Regions from separate parts of the Homo sapiens genome. Here region 2 is linked to region 1. The links are chromatin loops, found by intact Hi-C in ENCODE. Cell type or tissue: heart left ventricle. All regions are shown on one strand.

Region 1 (8,000 bases):
ATCCATTCATGTGAGTATAAATAATTGTTATCAATACCTGAATATCCAAAATGACTCTAGATCACTAAAGGTGGCACACTTGAGTGTTAGCATGCAGGAGTCAGTGACAATACATCTTTGTCTTTTAGATCTCAAAGGAGCCATGCTGATTTTAGCCATAGGAAAGACTGTGGAAGGGGTGGAAACCATGACTTTCCAGCTGTGTTTCTGTAACTCAGATATCTACAGCTGAGATAACTAATCCTCCTGGCTTTTCTTTGCTTTAACAAAAACAATAACAGTACATAATGCGCAAAACCGGGTCTGATCGTGGTGGAGTGTTATGTGTGTTCACTTTGACCTATATTAAAGGAAAAAGAGAGAAAAGAAAAAAGCTTTATTTTGGTTACCTAGCAATTATTTGTAGATCCACTCCCCATTATCTCATGTCCCAAAATAGACTCTCGAGATCAGTGCAGAGATGGTAAATTTCACATTTTCAATATTTCCAAGTAACGGTCAATCTTTAAAATTCTGAAAATTGCATTCAGTAACTCTGGAGCATCTATGCCTGTTAACTTGGGTTGTTAAATAATGAGTTATAGAAAGAGACATGGGACACACATCTTTTTCTCTGATTGTAACTCAGTACCTTGTGGATACACTTGCACAGCCCTTTAAACTAATAGCATTCATAGAGTCTTCGCTTACTTTCCTCACAATCTGCATGTTGGTGCTTTCATCATCCACTCTCAGATTTAGTTTGAAATCTCCCAAAGTGTAGCTCTTGTAACTCTTCTTGAAAGACAGCTGCCCAATCAACCCTGCTTGACTACAAGGAAGTTTTGAGGAAACTAATTATAGGAGAGTCATGATAATCCCCAAACTCTTAGGTAAATAGGAAACTCTACGGAACTATGTGGTTATGCTAACAGCTTATTTACGAATGTGGTCTTTATTTTGGCATTTTTTTTTACAGTTTTCACTGTACACTTTTAAGGCACATGAGTATGCATTTGCTGCTCATTACACGCTGCAGTTCTGGGGCAAAGCTGGGTACAAAGGGACTCTGAAGGACAAACCTGACCATTCATCTGTACACACGTACCATGCTGGCTGCTGTGAGTTGTAGAAAGAAGCTCTGCAGATTCTCCAATGGGAAGAAATAATGAGCTTAAAGCAACAGCTCCTGTGAAAGCAGTTGGCAGTTAGATAATGATGGATATGTTACAAATTCCAGAAATATCAGCCAAGAAAGATGAATGGTGCATATAAAGAAAGGAAGGCTAAAATCTACCACCTTTGTTTTAGGGGTAAACACAGAAGATGCTTCTCAGCATGATGGCAATTTTGCTTGAGGTATATTGTATTGTAATGGCACCACATTACAAAACAAATTTCTTTTGGAGGGAGATCACTAAGAAAGAAATTAGACATGGAAAGAGCTACAAAGTAGAAGTTGAAATTTTGGCCTTGAAATTTAAGTTTTCCTATGTACTCTCTTGGTGAAATTACTTAACGATTAGCAACTTGGTCCCCTTTTGTACGATGAACATGGGCTGGTAAACTTAAGACAGTGTTTACGGACATCAATACCATTGATTAAAACGTAAAAGTTCTGTCAAACAGTAGTTTGATCTTCATGACAGCAAACAGCCTGTTTGATGTTTTTATTGAATCAATTGATTTTTTTTTCACTGAATTGATTGGTTGTTTTACTGTCATGTGGACACTTCCTAAATCAACATGTGCCTCTATAGAGGGATTTGTAACAAATTCTGAATTCATGAATGCCTCTAGAATTCCAGGCTAACAGAACCTTATGAAACACAAATTGCATCAGAATAAGTGGCATCAATGCTGAGAAAAAAGTGATTTTTCCTTAAAGTTGAATTTGAATTTTAGAATTCCAGCAACTTAATGTTATAGACTGATAAAAGGTATTTTTCTGTTCTTACCTTGTTCAAGTATGTACTTTAAATGTTGACTGAGTTGTTAGATAATACTCCACCAATAAAGGGAGGTTAATTTGCCATAGATTTTTAAAGATGAAAGAAAAAGATAACAGATGCCCACCCCCACTCTACCCACACTATCTCATCTTTTTGATTCCCAAGCTTATACCTTATACAGGTTTTCCAACCCCTAAAGGAAATTATCACACATAATATTCATTCCTGTCAAGATGTTTTAAATGCTTACAGTGTGAGTCCTGCAACACATTATTTTTTTTCCTAAAAAATTAGGATTTACGAACAGGCTTTTGTTTTAGCAGGGGAGTTTAGGCACAAAGATGAAGTCTGCTGTATTCTGCCTATGGAAGTGATGTACCAGCCATTTTACTGTGCATATGGTAGAAGAAGGCAGTTATGGACAGTTTTTAGCTGTCCTGATTTCAATGCAAACTAGTAAATATCACTGCTGAGAAACTCAAAAGACTGATGTTGCTTATATAATTAGCATATCTGTTTCCCACAGGGGCTACAGTAGGATTCATTTTCTAGGTGGGCTGTGATAGACCTGGAAGGGTCAGTTTATAACAGCTCTGGCCCATCAACTTTCACCACATACTGGGATTGTGCAGAACTCCAAATTCACTTAATGATGAAATTCTGTCTATTTGCTATGTTGCTTCTCTCTGACACTAACCAATGCATGCCACTAGATTTTCTCTTGTGTCACTTACTCATTCATTCACTTATTTATCACTTGAAGATCCACTTTGAGACATTTCATTCACAGCAGATACTTCTGTCTCCTACTTGATTGATCAAAGCTATCTGACCCAAGTTTTATTTCCTGTCACACTCTAACTTCCAAATATCTCTACACTTGTATTATTCTTACCAACTCAAATAAGTCTATATATTTTTAGCTATCTTTTCTTTCCCTCCTACATAACTGTGCTTTGGAATAATGCCCTGTTTCTTTCGAATGTACACTGATTTCTAGTGGCTCCATCATCACTGCCCACAAATATTTTCATGTCTTCCATTACAAAAGAAAAAAATGTCTCTAGCTGTGGTACTCTTAGAGTTACTACTCCTTTACTGCCAAGTTTCCCCAAAGAGCGATTTACAATTCTAGCCACCATCCCCTTACCACTCCTCACTGACAGTCCGGCTTTCAGTTTCCATCCTCATCATTTTACAGGAACTTGTTTCCCCAAGGTCACTAGTGTCTTCCTAATTGCCAAATCCAGAAGTGTGTTATCAGTCCTAATTCCTGAAATTACTCTTGCATTAAACACTTACTTGACTCCTTTGACTCTTTTGTGTGTGTGTGTGTGTGTGTGTGTGTGTGTGTGTGTGTTTGGTCCTTCAGAGTACTCATGCATTCTCATGGCTTTAATACTGAGTGGCAGGAATGGATGGGAAGAGCTTTGATATCAGACAGATATTCATTCTAATTCTACCTGGTCCTTCCATTTATGAGCTATGTGATCTTGGATACATTTTTTAAATTTCTCATAACCTCATTTTTCTCATTGCAAAGTAGAAGTAATAATGCCTAGTGCATAGGATAGACAGGATTAAGTGAGACTGCAAAATGCATAGTGGGTGCTCAATAGATGGTAGTTTCCTTGGCTTTCCTCAATAGTTTCCTGAATTTTCTGCTAAGCTTGATCATCTTTTCTTTCGGTTGGTTATTTGTACTGGATGCTTCTACTGCTACCTCAGTTGTAAATATTAAAGACCAGAGTCAACATGGCCTTCACAAAGGCCAGTGACAGCTGTCTGGGTTCAGTTGGGAAGCTCTGAATTGCTGCATCACAAAGAGTTATTATGGACGCTGCTTTCTGAGGGATCTCAATAGTTGTGGCTGCTGTTATCTGTCCCAACTCCATTCTAGTTCTACTCAGCTTTCCTCCTTTTTCTTGCTTGGTGAATTGAAGTCATCCTGGCTTCTACCTTTGACCTTCTTCTGGGCCCAGTGGAGACTCTGAGTTCTAATTTCTCTCCTCAGTTCAAACTGGCTTCCCTCCTTCCCATGGGGATTGATAACCAAGTTCGTGGTTTTTCAGGCCTCCAGTGTTGTCTGCCTGGATAGCTCTCTGTTGCCCTCACCTGACACAAATCCACAATTATCAAAGCCACTTCATTGAAATCTGCTTCCAAGATTCCCCCTTTTAGGGTGTGACAAGTATTGTCATCACTTTCAAGTTCTCAAGCTGGAATGCTTGAAGTAGAATTTCACCTCTATATCTCACCTTTTACTCCAGGAGAGCCCTCAAGTCCATTTAATCCACAGTTACTTGAGCTTTACAATGCTTCATAAATGGATCTTTTATTATTTATATTAATAGGAAAACAATGTCGCTAATAATAGTAATAATAATAATGATAACAATAATAGCTAACATTTATTGAGAGTCTACTATATGCCAAGCATTGTGGCAAGACTTTGAAGCCTCATGTATTATAAAAAAGAAAATTGAGATTTAGGGAGGTTAAATACCTTGCTTAAGATCATAGTAAGTATTGGGGCTCAGGATTTCAGCTCAGATTTGTCAGCTCCCAAAGCCGTTTTTATTCACTGGTCTATGTTGTTTGAAATGACCATGCCCCCAGGATGAAAGCATTGATGTGTTTTTCATAAATATTTCTCAAATTGCATATCCACAGATGTTGTGAAATTACACCAACTAGTGATTTCATAGAATTAGAAATAAATTGTAAATAAACTGTTACTCTAGTAAACATTTGCCAAGTGCTGCCCAGAAATAAGGATAGCCCCAGTGCTGAAGAAAGAGAGCAGAGGGGAATAGTGTGAGATTATGGAGAAAGGGAAATAAGTGAAAATGTGATCCCTGATGTCCACTTATTTAATTAGTGGAAACATTCTCTGGCTGGGAAGAAATAAAAAGGGGTGTCCTTGGAAAAAGTAAAAGTTGAAACAGGTAATGGTGTGAGGCCATAGAAAGTCAATAGAGAGGACCAGTGGTAAGGTTTGAAAAGACAGATTACCTCTTGAAATACTTTCCATTAGCATTAAACCCTTGAACATGTACATTGCAATGTCAAACCAGTTTGTATGGAAATTCTAGCACTCTTTGTGCATTGTCTCAGATAGAGCACTGAACTTCAAATACGAATACTGAGTTCTCTTCACAGTTCTATCATTAAACAGCTGTTTGACCTTGGACAAATCTCCCAAACTTACTGGCTCTCAATTTTGTCATCTTTAAAATCCCCATGAGTTGGACTGGATGAACTCTAAAGATCTCTCCTGCTTTAGCATTCAGGTATTCTGTATGCTCAAAATGAGGTGATGACTTATGGCTTAGGTTGGTGCCCCAGTACCTATACTACAAATTTACTAACATTACAGATGGATGTCATGGGTTGCTCTGGTCACTCAGATTGTGGAGGAAATTTTAAATCTTGATAAGAGAGTCCCCAAATGGTGGATAAGCACATGACATCAGAGGTCATGTACCTTTTGTAAAGTACCAGAATGTGTTATCGTTTTGCCTTGCCACTGAAGTCCCTTTCTAATTCTTGAGTCAAGCCTCCTGCTCCCCCTTGGTGCATCTATTTCATTGCAGCTGCTGCATATAACCTCAGTTAGCATGTGCACAGGAGGGTCTGTGCAACTGTACATGTGAAATCACAGTTACAACTGAACAAGAGAATAATTTGGTCAGTAGTTTAGTATCTCAAAATCTAAAGAATGACCACCTTCAGCTAGACCAGTAGACCCAAATTGCCCTTTTTATTGCTTCACTAAGATACACCACTTTGCCCAGTTCATTTATTGACTTTTTCATCTCAAGCACAAATTCTTACCTAGGTAGAAGCTAAAGGTCCACAACACACTAATTGTAAAAGCAAAAGTGCCAATTCAACAGAATTCCAAAACCACAAGAAATGTATGTGAACTTGACAACTCCTGCGGTACATTAAGTCTGAAAACGATTTTTTTTTTTTAAAAAAAAAGAGGATTTGGATGCTCTTTTGAAAAACCCCATCTCTCTAGTGCAAGAATGTGTTTATCTACAGGAAATGAAAAGGAACTTAGCATCAGTTGTAGAAAACAGTGAGAAACACTGAGATTGCTTTTCAGAGTCCAAGAAAAAGCTGGCAGCTAGGATTTGGTTTAAATCACACCCCTAAAATATAACCCCAGCTTCTAGATACATACGTTATTTGTATTAAAAAGCCCAACTTTTTTTCCCTCCTCACTACTCTACTTTTCAAAAAGCAGCAAGAGTTAAAACACATGAGCAATTTTTAGAGGAAACCTCATGACTAGCAATCAGTGCTAATAAGATTCTTTTCCTCTTGCAAGATTCAGAGAAAGCCCTCGATCCGTGCCAAGCACATTCAAAGGCAAGGGACTAAGAGCTCCCCTCACAGGTTCATTATCATTCTCAGGTTATTCCAAGCCAAGTGAATCAGGAAAGCAAATGAATTAGTGAGAATTAAGGAGCCTCTGTGGTCTGAACCCACTCCAAATCTCAGCTAAGATGAAAGGTAGATGCTGATGTCTCATGTCCCAGGGTTCTCAGGATTGGAGCCCCAGTGCCTAGCTGTTCCTCTAGAGCCTTGCAGAAATGTGCAGGCAGTTAATGTTGCCTAACATCTCCTGACCGTGGGTTCAGCCATGTGGGAAAAGTTTTATGAGGCTGCAAAACCAAACCCCCTTTCACTCACAATTAATTACAGAAGACTTGCTGTATCACCTAGCTGTCAATGAGTCCAGCATGGGCACTTTTCTTTCTATTTTGACCACTTACTAATAATCAAAGATACCAGGGTAATGCTTTATTATATGAAGATATCAAGTGGGATTTCTGAAGAACAAATCTATAAAATATTTGAAGGGCTAAGTGTTAAGCTTCTTTGGAAGTGATGCCTTGAGCTGAGGAGCAGGATTTGAATGTGAACTAAAGTCCTTGGAATTATAGAAGTTTTTGTTGTTTTTATTGTTGTTTTAAATGCTCCTGGCAAATTGGGGTGGGCAGAGTGGGGAGGGTGTATGCTTTTGTACTTGTGACGGAGATACAGTAATCCTTGGAGCATCTGTGGGATTTAAACAAAACATGTAGTAAAGGTTTGGGAGTAGCAGTTTGTTTTCATTAAATACTTGTTACTGCTAATTATGTTTGATCACTATAAAGAATACAGTTTAATTAAAGAAACACAGTGGTTAGGAAAATATTTGATTTCCAAAGAGAACAATTTATCTTTGTATTACTAAGTAGGAAAAAAAGTAATTGCAACTGTTTATTTTTCAGTATATTGTTGGTTTTTATGCAGAAGTTTCATTCCATTTTTGGGGAAAATCTTATCCCTCTTCTTAAAATTACAACAAAGTATTAATTTCATATCACACTGTTTGAATGCATGCTTCTATTTATTTAACGTAAGTGATTATTTAAAAATTGAAACATTTGGCAAATGACATTGAACAACATATTCTAATATACATTTGAATCAATATATCTTCTTTCTCTTTGGAGAAGCTTTCAGTGTTAACTCTTTCACTGAACGTTGAAATGTGCTATGCCATTATATGTTTTCCCTCATCAACATACGGTTTTCATTTTAATTTTGCCAGGTAATATTTTGGTAGTGCCCTGATGGAAATTAATAGAAAATGAAGGCAGGTAACTATCTTTGTAAGCAAAACCTAGTATTCATATTGCTTGTATATCATAATTGTTCTTTTAAGCAGTCATACTAGAGAGCTTTGATTTTTTAAAATGTATCTTCCCTATGTCAGTTTAGTTTAAGTGAACGCCCATGAGCTCTGTAAGTTCAATGGAAAAAAGTATATTAACTTAGTATAGCTAATATAATATTTTTTTAAAAAGGGAAATTCAAATATTGTGTTTATAATATGTAAATGTCAGGGATGACTCAGTCCTAAAACAAGAGAGAGTCACTTCTTTGTAATCTTAACACCATAAAGAGTACTAAAAATATAAGTGCATTATAAGTTTTGCATTATACTTTACAAAGAAGTGATTTTTATCTTTCTATTTTAAACATATGCCTGTGGATTTTGGAGGATAT
Region 2 (8,000 bases), 570 kb before region 1:
ACAAGGCCCACCAACATTAGGGAGGACAATCAGTTTTATGCAGGTAACTGATTCAAATGTTAATAACACCTAAAAACACCCACAAAGAAATACCCAGAATAATGCCTGACCAAGTATCTGGGCACCCCATGGCCCATAAAATTAACCATCACATCCACCTAACTTAAGTGTCATTCACTGTTCTAGGCTCTAAAATTATAAAAATAATTGTGCAGAAAAGGCTTACGGCTGGCAAAACAAAAAAATTAATGACAGAGTGCAATTATGAGCAGTAGATTCTATGAGAGTCAACACATCATACACCCTGTAGCCTAATGTTTGGACCAGGGTAGATGGTGCTTTCTCATAATTCCCTAGTGTTTTTCCTTAGTCACATTCTACTCTAGGCCTCACCTTCATATCTAGCTTAGAGCACCTAGGAGAAAGCAGAAGTGTTCACTGAAAAGGACAGCAATTTTTACTTTTAGGAAAGAAAAAAGGAAAGTACACAAAATCTTGGGTCACGCTCATGTTAGTCCAGACAAATGTAAAAACTCTTCAGAATCTAATATTGGTTCTTTCTCATCCTTCTTTCTGCACATCTAACTTGGTTTTGAGGATCTTTCTGTCTTCCGGGTCCTCAGGGACTGGAAGGATCACCTGTCTGCTCAAGTAACCACTAGAGGTTCTTTCCAGGCCTGCCCTCTTCAAACTCTTCACCAAATCCCATGCCCAGATAATCTGATCATTACATAAACCAAAAAATGATAATGAATTGTGTTGGCCCTTTACTCAGGTAATGCATGTGTGTCTTAATAGAACATGGTGGGATGTGGAATGCATAAGCATGAAGGGATGAGTCGTAGAAGGAAATTCCTGGGGATTCGGAGGCTGATATGTTTGAGAAGATGGCAAATCATGTCATGTGAGTTACAGTCTACTCCGCAGATGCATGAGACTGGCCCTCACATGATAAGGCTTTGACTTTGGGAACTGAAAGGAAAAAGCACATTTGTTGAGGCCCTAGTTTGTTCCAGGACTCTGGTAGGTGCTTCAAATATATTATTGCATTTTATCACAATTTTTAAAAACTACAAAATAGGTATTAAATTTCCCATTTTCCACTTGAAAAAACTGAGAATCAGATAAATTAAATAACATACTCAAGGTTACAAAGTGTGGAGAATTAGGAGCCAGAAAAAAAATGAGTAGAAAGAAATAATAGAATTCCTACAAGTCCTTCGCCCACCTTTACATGATGATAGCATCTTACCTAAATACATTATTTTCTAAATGAGAAAATTAACATAGATACAACTATTAACTAATCTACAGACCTTAATCAAATTTTATCAATGTTCCTATTTAAATCGCTTTTCTGGTCCAAAATACAACCCAAGATCCCACGTGCACTTAGTTGTGTCTGCAGATGTGAAGTCTCCTTCAGTGTCTCATGTTGATGAATAGTCCTGGCCAGTTATTTTGCAGACTACCCCTTAAATTGGGGTCATCAGATGTTTTCTCATGATTAAATTAAAGTTCAAGCATTTTTGGTGAGAATAATGCAGAAGAGATGTTGTGCCATCTCTAGTATACCATATGAGGAGGTACATGATCAATGTTAGTCATCGTAGGAGATACGACTTTTGGTCACTTGGTGAAGGTGGTGTCTGTCAGCTTTCTCCGGTGAAAAAAAAATCCTTATTTCTATCCAGAGTTAAGCCAAACTCAAGGTTAAAGACACAGTTCTTCAAACTGCCAAGTCTGCTGAAGACTTATGACACCAAATGCAATGAGTTTCTCAAACTGCAAACTCTGAGAAACAATCTCCACAAGAGTGTTCTCACTTTAGATATCAAGCACAATTTAGGCAATCTCTTAAACTACCCTCACTTCAGACTGGCAGGCTACAAACTCAGGGGTTCCCAAGACCACCTTTGTGTTCAATAATTTGCTAGAAAGACTCACAGGTATCACTGAAATATATTATATTTACAGCTTATTATAAGGAAAGGATACAAATTAGAACCAGTCAAGAGTAGTGAATCAGTGCGAAGCCTGGAAAGATGCCAAACAGAAACTTTTCATCGTCTGCAAGGACACATGATTCTTCCAGCATGGAAGTGTGACAATAGTTAAAGAATATTGCGGCCGGGCGCGGTGACTCACGCCTGTAATCCCAGCACTTTGGGAGGCCGAGGCGGGCAGATCACGAGGTCAGATCGAGACCATCCTGGCTAACATGGTGAAACCCCGTCTCTACTAAAAATAAAAATAAATAAATAAATAAATAAATAAATAAAATTAGCCGGGAGTGGTGGCAGGCGCCTGTAGTCCCAGCTACTGGGGAGGCTGAGGCAGGAGAATGGCGTGAACCTGGGAGGCAGAGCTTGCAGCAGTGAGCCGAGATCGCACCACTGCACTCCAGCCTGGGCAACAGAGCTAGACTCCGTCTCAAAAAAAAAAAATTAAAAATAAACATAAAAATAAATAAATAAATAAAAGAATATTGCCAAACGGGGAAGCTCCTTCATGGTGCAGAATTTTTCCTAGGGCTTTATGATGTAAGCTCAACTGTTAGAATCATCGCTCATATGGTTTAACCCAATCTCCGGCCTCTTCCCTTTCTCCCTCTAATCCCATGGTTGGGCTTCCAGGTAGCAGCCCCCACCATGAGTCATCTGCTTAGCAAAAACTAGGAGCTCACCATGAGTTACATGGATAGCATGAGCAATCAGAGGTGGTATGGTGCAAAGGTCCCCATCAATAACAAGGAAATGCCTATTGCACAGAATATTCCAAGAATTTGGAGGTTAACTTCCAGAATTCAGGGACAGAAGCCAGGCTGCTCTTTGCATAGAGGCAAAATCTTTGATGGAGAGATAGATATTCTGAGACTCTATGGTCTTATATGCATATATCCTGTTTCTCATCATACTTTTGCCTACTAATTTACCATCCATTTGCGATTTTTGTCTGCAATAATTATTACTATAAAGTCTGCCAATTGATGACTGACCTTGCTCTTAAGAAAAACAAATAGAAGTATTTATGGGTAAAGGGATCCATCTGCAATTTACTTTGAAAATGTTAAAAGGAAATAACGTGCATATATTTTAGAGAGACAGAAAGAGAATTGTGAAGAAAATGTAAAGCTAATATTTGGGAAATCTGGGTAAGGGGTCTAAGAGAATTCTCTGTTATTCTCAGAACTTTTCTATAAGTCTGAAATACTGTAAAAATAAAAAGTTAAAACTTAAATACCAATAGTACATATTATTGGGACTATTTATGGGTTTGAAACCCCAAAGTAATATGGATTGACACCAAAGATAAATCTTCAAATTATAGGTAGTGGTAATAGGTTGTTGGATTTCTTTTATATTTATCATAGTATTTTTATTACTAGTTTTCAAGTAAAAAAATAGAGGGATCTAGAGAAGGTAGAGTTGTTGGGTAGTATCAGCATTCTTGCCTCTGAAAATGGACATAAAGAGGATTTAGTTATTTGACCTATTAAGTATCCTGTTTAATTAAATTGTCTCAGGATCTGTTCAGATAACTTACTAGGAAACTCCAGGGAATAGTGAATTGTTCCGGCCCAGGACTTTTAGAAAATGCCCAACTCATGCTTACTAAAGGCTTGTTTAAAATTATTTTAATCAAACTAAAATAAAATTGTGGAGATTCTATTTTACTAATTAATAAATCTGTGGAAATGTAGAAACAATACTAGTAAAAAGTGTTCACTTCAATTGTAACTCCATATTCACCAAAAAAAAAAATCTAAAATGATAAGATGTGTTTTGGTGATAGAATTGTGGACTAAAATTCTAGACAAATTCCCTAGAAAAAAAATGAATAGGAAAGAAAAAATGTAATGCAGTATCTGTAATTCAGCTCTAATTTGTAAATTTGTTTGTGGTTTTATTAAGATTTGTAGTGAGCAATTGCTTTCCCCAGGCTAAGCACTATTTTGTTATAACCATGACTACATTATTTTCCCTGCATCACCAAATTGCCTCATAAGAAGAAGGTGTCATCTTTTGAGTAGTGTGGGCCACATTTCCACCAGCAGCAGCCAACTGATTATACTCTGCCAGTTCACTGGGACCAGTCCAGGAGTCAGAGTTTGCCAATGTGCTGGGAGAGGTCCAGCAACTCTTTGGCAGTAGAATGGTCTTACCTGGAAGAGCTGTGGTGGTCTGGATGGAGCAATTCCCTGAGCTGAGCTCAACAGCCTAAGGACATGGATCAAAAGAGTCCTCTGCTGGCTAAGGCTCAGGTGACTTCCGAGCAGGTTTCTGGGGGAAGTTCAGCAAACCGCTAAGATAAATCCACTAGAAACCATCTGACAATAAATTAAGGGAAATTTATTGTCAATTTCTCAATTGTCAAAAACTCAATGGCAATACTCCAAAAGTTACAAAAGCAATCCATTAGAAATTAGAAGCATTGCATAGATTCATAAGTAGAATTCTTGGCAGTCTGGTGAGTACACTAATTTTTTTCATTTTTCTTTTTTTTTTTTTTGCTGTTTTTTTTGCAGAAGAACATCAAAATGGTATAGAAACACTAAATCAATTTTTAAATATATCTTTATAAAATATTTACATGTTACATTAAAATATGAATACTCACAATATCTCTCCTAGGATTCTAACACTATGTATATATCAAAGCTAACTAGTATAAAAATAAGTCTGGTTTACATTTTGTATCTTCTAGTATTATTAGGATGATTGAAGGTCAGGGGGCTGGTGGGTGCAAGTTGGAAAACAATTTATTATAAGAAAATAAATTTCTCTTATGAGTAAAATTAAAATCAGTTCTTCAGAACTGAAAAAAGATAAATACCAATTTAGTCTTGAAATTGATTTAATTTTGTTTCTCTCTGGGCAAAAAACACTATTGATTTTCAGTTTAGTATCAATAATGAAAAAAAATTCATCCTCAATCCCTTATCACTGCTCTGAAAGTCCATTTACACATTTACTTATCTATTTATATCAACCAGAGTTGACTGAATAAAATTTCAGAGTTTATACTACTAATAGATATTCATAATATGATATCTCTCAGAAGCGAAGTGAAAATCAAATAGAAAAATTATAAAAAAGAGAAAGAATATTTCTGTTGCAAATTTTCACTTTTATAATGGTCATTTTCATATAAGATGTATTAGCAGTTTCTGAATCATGTTGATATATGTGTCAAATAATTACCGACTCACTACTAGTTGTCAGACTAGTATTTCAGTATTATAAGGATGTTACAAAATATGTGTAAGATACAAGTTTTACAATGGAAGATCTTATAATCATACATATTTGAATTACTATTTTGTCTAAGTCAAAAAGCTTCAAATTAAATAAAGAAGACAATAATACCATGTCCTAAACCTAAAAGAACTATAATTTAAGGATGTCTTCTTTTTAAATAACAATTCACAAGACCAAAGTTTTTTTAAAAAATTTCTTACAAGGTTATTATAAATTGTTATAAATTGTCATTTATAATAACCTTGTAAGAAATCAAGATAAGTTTATGGTAAATCAAGAAAATGTTTAGACAAGAGGAAGAAAAGTTTTCATCCATAAGATGTTTTTTCAGAGTTTTTATTTTGTCATATTAATATGTGATTTGTTTTTGACAATGCTTAATGGAGAGAACTTAAGTTTTGTAAAGAGTAAAAGTAAGAAAAGACAAATTCTTTTGCCTGATTGGAATGAAGTTATTTTAAAACCATATAAGTGACCCTTAAGATCTTTGGTGCATAGGACAAGGCAGGATAAGCGCTTGCTATTTTCCATAGTATGTTTTGGTAGAACACCATAGATTTTGGGACAAGGACACAGTACACTATAATTTGGTTGCTTTCTAAAAAAATCTGTTTACCAGTTGAAAATTATGTTCTGAGATAATAATAGAGTAAAATTTACAATGCTTTCAAAACATGTATTGATATTTAATCAGGCTACTGTTTAAACAGCTGATCCTATAACATTTTACACAAATATTGGATTTTCTGGTATCATTCTATAGATATTCAAGGACCCTTTCGTATTACTTTTCAAGTAACAGTATCAAAATAGCATGAGGTTTATAATCATTCAGCACTTAACTTTTAAATGTTAGCATTTGTGCGTTGTTGGAATAACTGCACTGAATCTGGAGTTTCATTACATCACAAATAAAATACTTGCAGACATTCCTTTTGTTCCTTTGTCATTATAGCAGGTGAATATAAACAGATCACTATAAAAGTATGTGATTTTTCAAACAAAACAGTGTAAGATTTTCATATAGTGAAAGCTATACTTTGCTTAAATAGAATGTTACCTTAGAACGAAGTTTATTTATACAAAATAAGTGATATGGTTTGGCTCTGTGTCCCCACCCAACTCTCATCTTGTAGCTCCCATAATTCCCACAGGTTGTGGGAAGGAGCCAGTGAGAGATGATTGAATAATGGAGGTGGGTGTTTCCTGTGCTGTTCTCATGATAGTGAATGGGTCTCACAAGATTTGATGGTTTTAAAAACGGGAGTTGCCCTGTACAAGCTCTCTTTGCCTGCTGCAATCCACATAAGATGTGATTTGCTCCTCCTTGCCTCTCACCAGTATGAAAATGGACTAATATAGAAAACTGGTACCAGTAGAGTGGGTGTTGCTGAAAAGATAACCAAAAATGTGGAAGTGACTTTGGAACTGGGTAACAGGCAAGGTTGTTAACAGTTTGGAGGGCTCAGAAGACAGGAAAACATGGGAAAGTTTAGGACTTCCTAGAGACTCATTGAATGGCTTTAACAAAAATGCTAATAGTGAATGAACAATAAGGTCCAGGCTGACATGGTCTCAGATGGAGATGAGGAACTCATTAGAAACTGGAGCTAAGGTGACTCTTGTTGTGGTTTAGCAAAGAGATTCGTGGCATTTTGCCCCTGCCCTAGAGATTTGTGGAACTTTGAACTTGAGAAAGATGATTTAAGGTATCTGGTGGGAGAAATTTCTAAGCAGCAAAGCATGCAAGAGGTGACTTGGGTGCTGTTAAAGGCATTCAGTTTTATAAGGGAAGCAGAGCAAAAAGGTTTGGAAAAATTGCAGCCTGATAATGCAGTAGAAAAGAAAATCCCATTTTCTGAGGAGAAATTCAAGGCAGCTGTAGAAATTTGCAGAATTAACAAGGAGACAAATGTTAATCACCAAGACAAAGGGGAAAATGTCTCCAGGGCATGTCAGAGGTCTTCCCAGCAGCCCAACCCATCCCAGGCTAGGAGCCCTAGGAGGAAAAGATGGTTTCATGGGCCAGGCCAGGGCCCCCTGCTCTGTGCAGCCTAGCAACTTGGTACCCTGCTTTCTGGCTGCTCCAGCCATGGCTAAAAGGGGCCAAAATATAGCTTGGGCTGTTGCTTCAGAGGGTGGAGGCCCCAAATTTTGGCAGTTTCCATATGCTGCTGAGCTTGCGGGTGCACAGAAGTCAAGAATTGAGGTTTGGGAACCTCCTCCTAGATTTCAGAGGATGTATGGAAACACCTGGATGACCAGGCAGAAGTTTGCTGCAGGGGCGGGGTGCTCATGCAGAACCTCTGCTAGAGCAGTGCAGAAGGGAAATGTGTGGTTGGAGACCCCATACAGAGTCCCCACTGGGGCACTGCCTTGTGGGGCTGTGAAAAGAGGGCCACCATCCTCCATACCGCAGAATGGTAGCCCCACCTACAGCTTGCAACATGGGCCTGGAAAAGCTGCAGACACTCAATGTCAGCCTGTGAAAGCAGCCAGGAGAGAGGCAGTACCCTGCAAAGCCGCAGGAGCAGAGTGGCCCAAGAACCCATGGGTTCCATGGGAACCCACATCTTACATTAGTGTGACCTGGACGTGAGACATGGAGTCAAAGGAGATCATGTTGGAGCTTTAAGATTTGACTGCCCCACTGGATTTCAGACTTGCATGGGGCCTGTACCTCTTTGTTTTGGCCAAGTTTTCCCATTTCGAATGGCTGTATTTACTCAATGCCTGTAC

What was found. Peaks named below come from ENCODE experiments on the same cell type or tissue, not always from the same donor. Only the 100,000 strongest peaks of a DNase experiment are listed, where the experiment ranks them.
Region 2: a loop joins it to region 1, with 2.4 times the contacts of the local background. A loop is called at or near these places in 4 of 110 quality-filtered maps.

Annotation. Positions count from the first base shown.
Region 1 is chr2:163,468,176-163,476,175 of GRCh38, reverse strand. No RefSeq gene overlaps it. Among named protein-coding and RNA genes, the nearest start is that of FIGN, 260 kb to the left of the region's middle. In heart left ventricle, CTCF peaks have their summits at 4,047 and 6,314; no DNase peak of the experiment used is centred here.
Region 2 is chr2:164,040,939-164,048,938 of GRCh38, reverse strand. No RefSeq gene overlaps it. Among named protein-coding and RNA genes, the nearest start is that of FIGN, 310 kb to the right of the region's middle. In heart left ventricle, no CTCF peak of the experiment used is centred here; a DNase peak (open chromatin) is centred at 4,098.